Linked DNA regions of Homo sapiens: region 1 is linked to region 2. The links are chromatin loops, found by intact Hi-C in ENCODE. Cell type or tissue: PC-3. All regions are shown on one strand. Links, peaks and the distances in the headings refer to the core of each region. The heading gives the core; the rest is flanking DNA. Region 1 overlaps WDR70 (WD repeat domain 70). Region 2 overlaps WDR70 (WD repeat domain 70).

What was found. Peaks named below come from ENCODE experiments on the same cell type or tissue, not always from the same donor. Only the 100,000 strongest peaks of a DNase experiment are listed, where the experiment ranks them.
Region 1: a loop joins it to region 2, with 4 times the contacts of the local background. A loop is called at or near these places in 2 of 110 quality-filtered maps.

The regions. Positions count from the first base shown.
Region 1 is chr5:37,492,731-37,497,130 of GRCh38, forward strand. All of the region lies in intron 8 of WDR70 (WD repeat domain 70), which reads left to right. Among named protein-coding and RNA genes, the nearest start is that of WDR70, 120 kb to the left of the region's middle. In PC-3, for the core only: CTCF peaks have their summits at 2,614 and 2,813; DNase peaks (open chromatin) are centred at 2,191 and 3,131; H3K27ac peaks cover 1,836 bases.
Region 2 is chr5:37,553,407-37,557,806 of GRCh38, forward strand. The region is part of intron 9 of WDR70 (WD repeat domain 70); the gene reads left to right. Among named protein-coding and RNA genes, the nearest start is that of WDR70, 180 kb to the left of the region's middle. RefSeq lists an enhancer at 1-75 and a silencer at 1-75. In PC-3, for the core only: a CTCF peak has its summit at 1,713 (motif pointing left); no DNase peak of the experiment used is centred there.

The DNA.
Region 1 (4,400 bases), core at 308-4,307, 61 kb before region 2:
TCTTCTTGCTCCGTATAGTAAAATATGAGAAAACCAAGGGAAGTTTTGTTAAAAGGGAACCAAGACTAGATGATTTAGTTAATTTTTAGCCTATCAAGATGACAAAGGATGCTAACATATAGCAATAACTTCTGAAAGCATGGTATGGAGAAAGCCAGGGATGTGGCTGTATAATAACTTCAGAAAGATCAAAAGATGAGAGTATTCAGTCACACTGGACTCTTCCAAGAAATTAAGGGCGTGCCTCACAGATCTTCTTAACCAAACCAGGTGATCTCTAGGAAACTTAAGAGTATTGCTCCTTAACAAGTTAAACAACAGCTATAGATAAAGAACAGGTTGTTTTGCAAAGATTTGTGGGTTTGGCTTTCATCATTACTTAATATGTTTGTTTTTTACAGAACTGCATTAATTTTCTATTGCTCTGTAACAAATTACCAAAAACCAGGGACTTAGGACACCCCCAGTTTATTACCTAACAGCTGTTTAGGTCAGAAGTCTGTCACAATGTGGCTACATTTCTCTGCTGAGGGTCTTACAGACTGAAATCAGGGTGTCAGTAAGACTGCACGCTACTAGGTCAGCATTCCTAATGCATTCCTTGCCACATAGTTCCCTCCATCTTCAGGGTCAGCAAAGGAGAATCTTTCTCATGTTGCATCTAATGGAGATTGCACATAGGGTCTAGAAAGCTAAGAGTAGCCCCAGCTGACAGGCAGCAAGCAAATAGGGATCACAGTTCTACAACCACAAGGAACTTGTATTGTGCCAGCAACCAGAATAAACTTAGAAGCAGATTATTTCCCAGAACCTCTAGAAAATAGTACAGTTCTACTAACATCCTGATTTCAGTCTGTGAGATCCTGAGCAGAGAATCTAGCTACGTTGTGCCAGACTTCTGACCTACGCAGCTGTTAGGTAATAAATCGGGGGTGTACTAAGTCCCTAGGTTTTTGGTAATTTGTTACAGAGCAATAGAAAACTAATGCAGTTCTGTAAAAACCAAACATATTAAGTAATGATGAAAGTCCTTGAGGAGTTGTTAGGGATTGTGATCAAACAAAGAGCAGGAGTTAGCTTTTGGGTAGGAGGAAGGAATACTTTTTTTTTTTTTTTTTGAGATGGAGTCTCACTCTGTCGCGCAGTGGCGTGATCTCTGCTCACTGCAACCTCTGTCTCCTCGGTTCTAGCAATTCTCCTGCCTCAGCCTTCCAAGTAGCTGGGATTACAGGTGCCCACCACCATGCCTGGCTGATTTTTGTATTTTTATTAGAGATGAGGTTTCATCATGTTGGCCAGGCTGGTCTCAAACTCCTGACCTCAAATGATCCACCCACCTTGGCCTCCCAAAGTGCTGGGATTACAGGTGTGAGCCACCACGTCTGGCTGGAGTACTTTTGCACTGGGAATGGAAGGGATAAGAATGAGCTCATATGCAGCTGTATTTACAAGTGGTAGCTTTAGATAGGAAATGAATAATGCCTCCATCTATTAGCAGAGACATTTCCTAGTTTTGTATTGGGAGATATTGGGATAGGGCCTTCAGTAGAATTGTAAAGACATAGAACAGCTGTTGATGGTTGTGAGAGAAACATTACTGGAAGAATTATGGAAGTATTACGGGCTACAAAATGTAAATTTGTAGAAACAATCATTCTGCGTGTTCATATCCTATTATTGAGTCTTATTCAGGAGCCTAGGTATTTGGATGGACTACGGTGACTGTGGGGGAGAACGGGGGAGGTTATTTTGGAATAAAAGCACTTCATTGTAGATTCAACAAAAGGACACTCAGGATTATGCTGAGAGAGTGGTTCAAGTTTAGGATATTGAAAATTTAAGAATTCAAAAAACTGCAAGATAGGAGGTTGTGTGGCCAGTAAGTGTGATATCTAGAGCCTAAAACATATTTGGTGATAAATATTTGTGAAATCAGTAAATATTGAGAGTTCAGGATTTTAGAAGCATATTATGACCATTCATGGTAGTGGCAGAATTAGCCATAGTTGGCACTGCTGAAATATCTTGTAACAAGTCATCAGAATTGAGTAGGCCAAGGAAGATTGAATTTGTTTTTGAGGTATTCAAATGGATATTAAAATTACTCAGGAATTAGACTTGGACTTTAGAATCCTTGATTTATGCAAGCAAATGACTAAGAGTGTGTTAGGGTTGGCAAACCATGGCCTTGGGGCAAATCCAGCCACCACCCTGTTTTTGTAAATAAAAGTTTTATTGGAACATAGACACATCCATTAATTTACTATTCCCTGTGACTCCCTTTGAATTGCAGTGGTAGAGTTGAGCAGTTATAGCAGAGAGCATGTGGCCCACAAAGCCTAAAATGTGATCTGACCCTTTAGAAAAAATGTGTGCAGATTCCTGAATTTAAGCTGTGAGTATTCTCCCCAGCAAAATGTATTCACACAAAATTTTGTTGACCATTTCAGGAGATTTGATAATTCCTGAAAGGTGGTGAATGGACTCTAGTTAAGAAGAACTTTTGGATCTGAGTTCCCAGTATATTCCCTACTATTTTCTGCTGCATTTCGTCTCTTCTTGGGGGTAGGCTTTGTTAGCTCAACATGCCAAAGACATGGGTACTATCATTCAGTAACTACAGATGGCACTGTTACAAAGGGAGCTGTTTTTATAACTTGTCATTGGGGTAGCCACAAGAGTACAGACAGATTACAGACAGATTATCAGCAATCTCTCTCTCTCTCTCTCTCTCTTTCTCTCTCTCTGTGTGTGTGCGTGTGTGTGTGTGTGTTTTGAGGAAACCAGTGTTGGTCATGGATAATTAATGTCCTCTCTCAAAGTATAGCATATTATGAGAAATAAATAGTTGCTTAATTCTTTCTTCTAGGCTATTTCCAGTTAAGGCTGTTAAATAAAGGAAGAGATATTTTTCAGGAGTGCCTATGTTTAGATAAGAGAAGAAGAGAGAAAAAGTAGTTTATTTGGTGAAAAAGTGTTTAGTCACTAACTGTTCTTTAATAGGTGTCTCTTTAAAAATTGTTCCACTAATGTTAGCCATGGTACTGAATCTGTTTAGACCCATTTAAGAATCCTTAGTTGAACTTCATTTTGTTATGACTAATTTTGGTCACTGTTTTAACACAAGGGCACTTAACATTCCCATTGCCTTTGTCATGCTCCTGTCTTTACAAATAAGAAACAACATTCACAGTCTTGTAGGTTTTTTCTGTTTAACCTACTATCTGTGTTCTTATTCTGGGTACTTAACAGTAAAGGTGACCACATGTCCTTTTATCCTAATGAGAGGTGAAGCCAGCTGGACTTTCTGGGTCGGGTGGGGACTTGGAGAACTTTTCTGTCTAGCTAAAGGATTGTAAACACCAATCAGCACTCTGTGTCTAACTAAAGGTTTTTAAATGCACCAATCAGCACTCTGTAAAAATGGACCAATCAGTGCTCTGTAAAATGGACCAATCAGCAGGATGTGGGCAGGGCCAAATAAGGGAATAAAGCTGGCCACCCCAGCCAGCTGCCGCCACCTGCTAGGGTCCCCTTCCACCTTGTGGAAGCTTTGTTGTTTCACTCTTCACAATAAATCTTGCTGCTGCTCACTCTGGGTCCGCACTACCTTTATGAGCTGTAAACACTCACTGTGAAGGTCTGTGGCTTCACTCCTGAAGTCAGCCAGACCACGAACCCACTGGAAGGAAGAAACTCCAGACACGTCTGAACATCTGAAGGAACAAACTCCGGACACACCATCTTTAAGAACTGTAACACTCACCGCGAGGGTCCATGGCTTCATGTTTGAGGTCAGTGAGACCAAGAACCCACCAGAAGGAACCAATTCCGGACTCACTAATGTCTTCTGCAATAGGGGTAGTTTTCTTTTATTAAAAAGTATCCTTTCTATTTCAAGATGACATTTCAACTCTAATCAATAAATATCAGTAAAAGATCTGCTTTCTGGGGTCTGCCTTTAAGACCTGCATGGGTTGAGTGAGTTGTTGGGTTGCTGTTTAGACAAAGTACAAGAAGTATGGTTCTAAGGATGGAATTGAGTAGCAGCCATCTGTAGAATTCCTGAGTCTGGGAATGAGGAGAGGAAGCTGGTAAACTAGGAACTGACTGGGAGATAAGCAGGCTATGCATTGGATTAAGAGACTAGGCAGAGATGTCAGTGGAGATGGAGCTTAGTTAAGCAGAGGAGGAGACTGAGAGTGTGGTGTAGTGTACAGGATTGGGGAAGACAAGGTAGTTTAGGATCTAAGTCCTCAAAGGCTGGGCATGTCTTGGATTATTGGAATGTTTCTTTTATTGCAAATCATGAACTGTTTTCCTTGCTCAGAGGCAGATATCTAATGGGGCAAAAATCAGACCAGATCCCTGTTAACTGCTAGTCACTATAAATTATTTTC
Region 2 (4,400 bases), core at 199-4,198:
TGATCCTGTGGTAGTGCGGTGCTTTTTCAAACTGAATGTTAAGATTTTTTTGGCATCATGACCAACATTTTCTACAAAATAAAATAGAGTAGAAATTGTCAGTGTGTGTCGCAAGCAGTACTGTTTCCTGAAGTTTTTGTTTCAGGTGTGTATGTGTCTGTGCGTGCGCATGTGTGCTTGTGCATGTGCTGAGGCTGTGTAAAATGTATCTTCTATGTGCAAATCACCACCTTTATTGAGTGTGGTACGCAGTCACAAGTTCATTATTGTGTCTTTTCTCCAGATTTTGAAAACATTCTATATTTCTTTTAGCTGCAAGGAAATATAATGTAGTAGTTCTGAGGACAGGCTCTGGAGCCAGAATATCTAGGTTTGAATCCAGGCTCTGCCATTTACTAAGTGTGTGACTTTTGGCAAGTTATTTAATGTCTCCATGCCTCTATTTTGTCTTCTGTAAAATGGGATTGTGCGAGCATTAATTGAGTTCATGTACTTAAAGTGCTAAGAATAGTGTCATCACATGGTAGCACTCCATAAAAGTTAGTTGCTATTATTATTGTTAGTATTATTGAAAGGTTTATAAACATCTGTCTTAGAGGGATTATGGAATATTGTTTTAACAACAGCCTTCCACAGAGACAGTTGATCCATTTGGTTAATTAATTTGTTGCAAACTTTGCCATTGATTTAGTGCAATACTCCTTTTTTTTTTTTTTTTTTAAGTACGCTCAGGTTGTTTGTACTTAGCCAGCATTACCAAAGACAGCTACTAAGTCATGTATCTGTTAAGAGCTATTGTGGAAAATTGTGAGCCTGTCTCTGCTAGGTCTTGGCCTATAAAGAACTGGCTGGCTTTATAGGCTGATGTAATCTTGGTCATAGGCCAGCATTGCTGGCTCATAAAATATATGTGTATGTGCTGGCCTACTGTCTTACAGAGGGCTAAATAAGCATTATACTTAGGTCTGCCTGACTCAAGTTCTGTGAGATTTGGAGGAAGATGTTGCTTGGATGATCAGGGGAGGCTTCACAATGGAAATAATGTTTTAGATTGAGGTTGAAAGATGAATGGAAGTCCAGGAAAGTAGCTAAATGAAAATAATTCCAGGCATCAGTAAGATTTCATACCCAGCTGTAAATCCCAGAAGCCTTAAAGTGGTCAAAGCAAGGCAGAAATAAGCAGAAGCAGTGAACAGAATAAACTGTAGGCTGTTACCTTTTAGGCTAACAGACACACACACACACATACTCACACACGCATGCACCTGCACGCACACACACACACACACACACACACACATTTTAAATAGACAGGGTATTGCTATGTTACCCAGGCTGGAGCGCAGTGGTTATTCACAGGTGTAATCATAGTGCACTACAGCCTCAAACTCCTGGGCTTACATGACCCTCCTGCCTCAGCCTCTCGAGTATTGGGACTACAGTTATGTGCCTCTGTGTCTTAGTTACAGATTTTTACAGGAACTTAATGGAGGAAATAAAGGTTAAATATATGGTTTAAATATGTATTAGGGAATTATTTACATTTCTTTAAATTATGTTTCTTATGTAGCCAGCCATCTCTTAGAGTGAATAGTTAGCTACATTTTATTATGATTATTGATAACATGTTCTACTGTTTATAGAATTGTGTTGTGTACCTTACCTCTTCCTTTATTTAGGCCTTAGCTCCCATGAGAAGGCACCACCTAATGGCAGCTGCTAGAATTGTAGGCAACAAATGCATTGGAAAATTCACAGAAAAAATTGACAGGAAAAGCCCAACCAGTTCACAGCATAATTAGTATAACGTAGTGATATGAGGCAGTCTTTTTTCCTAGACTCTTAAAACACTTATTAATGATGTTTATTATTTATGATTTATAAGCATTAAATGAATTCTATCTTATCCCCACTTCCAACACAACATTCTCATAAACATTAAAAGAGATGAAGTTCTCAAATGCTTAGATTGATGAATGAATTTCTTAAGGTTATGAGGTAATAAGTCTATGATTTTTTTTCTGGTGCCCTTTGTATTTCCTTATATCTAAAAGCAGTATAACAACATTGCAGAAATCTTGGGCAGTTTAGTGAGGCAAGATCTCACCCCTGATTCCCATGCTCTAATAGTTCAGAACTAGTAATGTTTTGAGAGGAGGAAATATCTTAGAATGTTTTTACATGTACTTGAGCATGCTATAAGTATAGTTTACCTAAAACTTCACCTTTTCCCGCTTAACCTTATGCCAGAAGCCCCTTTCCCTGCTGTGATATAGTTCTTACTTGTGGTATAATGTTCAGTTTTTTTTGTTTTGTTTTGTTTTGTTTTTGAGATGGAGTCTTGCTCTGTTGCCCAGGCTGTAGTGCAGTAGCGTGATCTTGGCTCACTGCAACCTCCACCTCCTGGGTTCAAGCAATTCTCCTGCCTCAGCGTCCCGAGTAGCTGGGACTACAGGCATATGCCAACACGCCTGACTAATTTTTATGTTTTTAGTAGAGATGGAGTTTCACTATGTTGGCCAGGCTGGTCTCCAACTCCTGACGTCAGGTGATCCACCAGCCTCAGCTTCCCAAAGTGCTGGGATTACAGGTGTGAGCTATTGCACCCAGCCAATGTTCAGTTTTAAGTACTATAATTAACCAAGCCATTGTTACTCACTTTTCTCTATTATAAATAGTATTGTTAAATACCTTACATATGCAACTAGTTCCATATTTTGGATTTTCTTCCTCTTTTTTTTTTTTTTTCAAAAAGCATATGATTATCGTCTGTGTTTAGATGCAGAGAAGTATTTGAGAAAAAATAGTCCCACTTTCCAAAGAATTTATTTTTGTGTACTAATTCTTGCTTGACTGAATTGTATGATTTGACCAATTCCGTGGTAGCTACTATCATCTAGTTTTTATCTTCTAATATCAAGGGATTGGGTAGACTAGCAAGTCCCTTAACTTACCTGTTTTAGACATGAAATTCTGTTTGAAAAAGCTAATTTATTGATTTTGAAAAGTTTTAAAATTACTCGGTTTCTCTTCTAGCTCTGATAATTGAAATATTTAATTTCTATAATAAACATATGTTATCTTCACTCAAGTCATATTTTCTTTTAGAAGTCCTTGATCTTAAGCAAACTTACTAATGATGTTTGAAATACCAAATGCTTTATTCATCTCCACATTTTTCAATAGAGTACTATCTCTTTTTAATGATTTTTTAATTCATCTTATAATTTTATGCAGCTGTTAACATTCCTTTTAACCAGGCAGATGCCTTGGGACTGTGGGAAATTGCAGTAGCAATTAGAGGAAAATAGGGAAGGGTGGGCTGGTCAGTCTTGGAGAGCAGGAACAATGCAGAATTTAAACATAGGAATGTCATGTGTCAATTAGGGATACAGCAAAACCCTTCTATAACACTATAAAAGGAGCCCCAAATATTCAGTTGTGTAAAATATGAGATGACATTAAACATAGGGTTATGTAATAAAATTGATTAAATAACTAGGTTGAGCCTCTTGTGGAGGTTGGGAGCCAACTGCCAGTCCTGTTTCATCCAAATTAGTATTAAGGAGTAATATGGAGGGGTTTCACTGGGCTTAATATTTCGTTTTCCTTTTAAAAATGCAATTGTATGTTAGAGATGAAATCATTGAGATTTTGATTTTAGACCTGTGTAACTGCTAAAAATAAAAGATCAGGTGAATTGAATTAACTCTATCTGGTGGTACTTGAATATGGAATGAAATCTATGGCCAGCCAGCATGGTTACCTGTTGTTTCAAAACAGCAAAGTTAGTGCTTGAAATCTGTGAAGTTCATTTAAAAAAATGAAAAAAAAAAAAAAAGGTTAGCAAAATCACTGATGTTAATGACCAGCCAAGTAGCTATTGTAATTAATGCTGATGGGTTCTGAAGACCATTGGCAAGACAGGAACCCTGAATAGATCAACCATAAGTTTGCCAAATATGGACTATTTATTTTTACTAGAGACTTTGTGGAGACCAGGACTTGAGACACTGTTTTTGTATGAGGGTAGTAGCCAGTGTTACCAACCACTTGCTATGTGCCAGGTGAACTCTTATAAGCACTTTGTATTAACTCATATGACTCTCTCACAAGATCAGCAATTGCAAGAGCCTTCCTTTTTTCTTCTCTTCCTCACTTGGTTTTTGTGTGGGAATCTCAAGTAATTATTTTGGGACACACTTTTGGCAAGGGGTGGGAGGTACTATAGACTTAGTGGTAAGAGGAGTTAAACATTGTAGCAGAGTCAGTGCTGAGTTTTTGGTAACTAGTTTCAAGTGTTAGGTATCTTCTAATAAGGACATTTAACTCTGGTTCATGGTAATTCTAAATATCTTATTAAATCAACATATATTTCATGGCTAATCCATACATCAGGT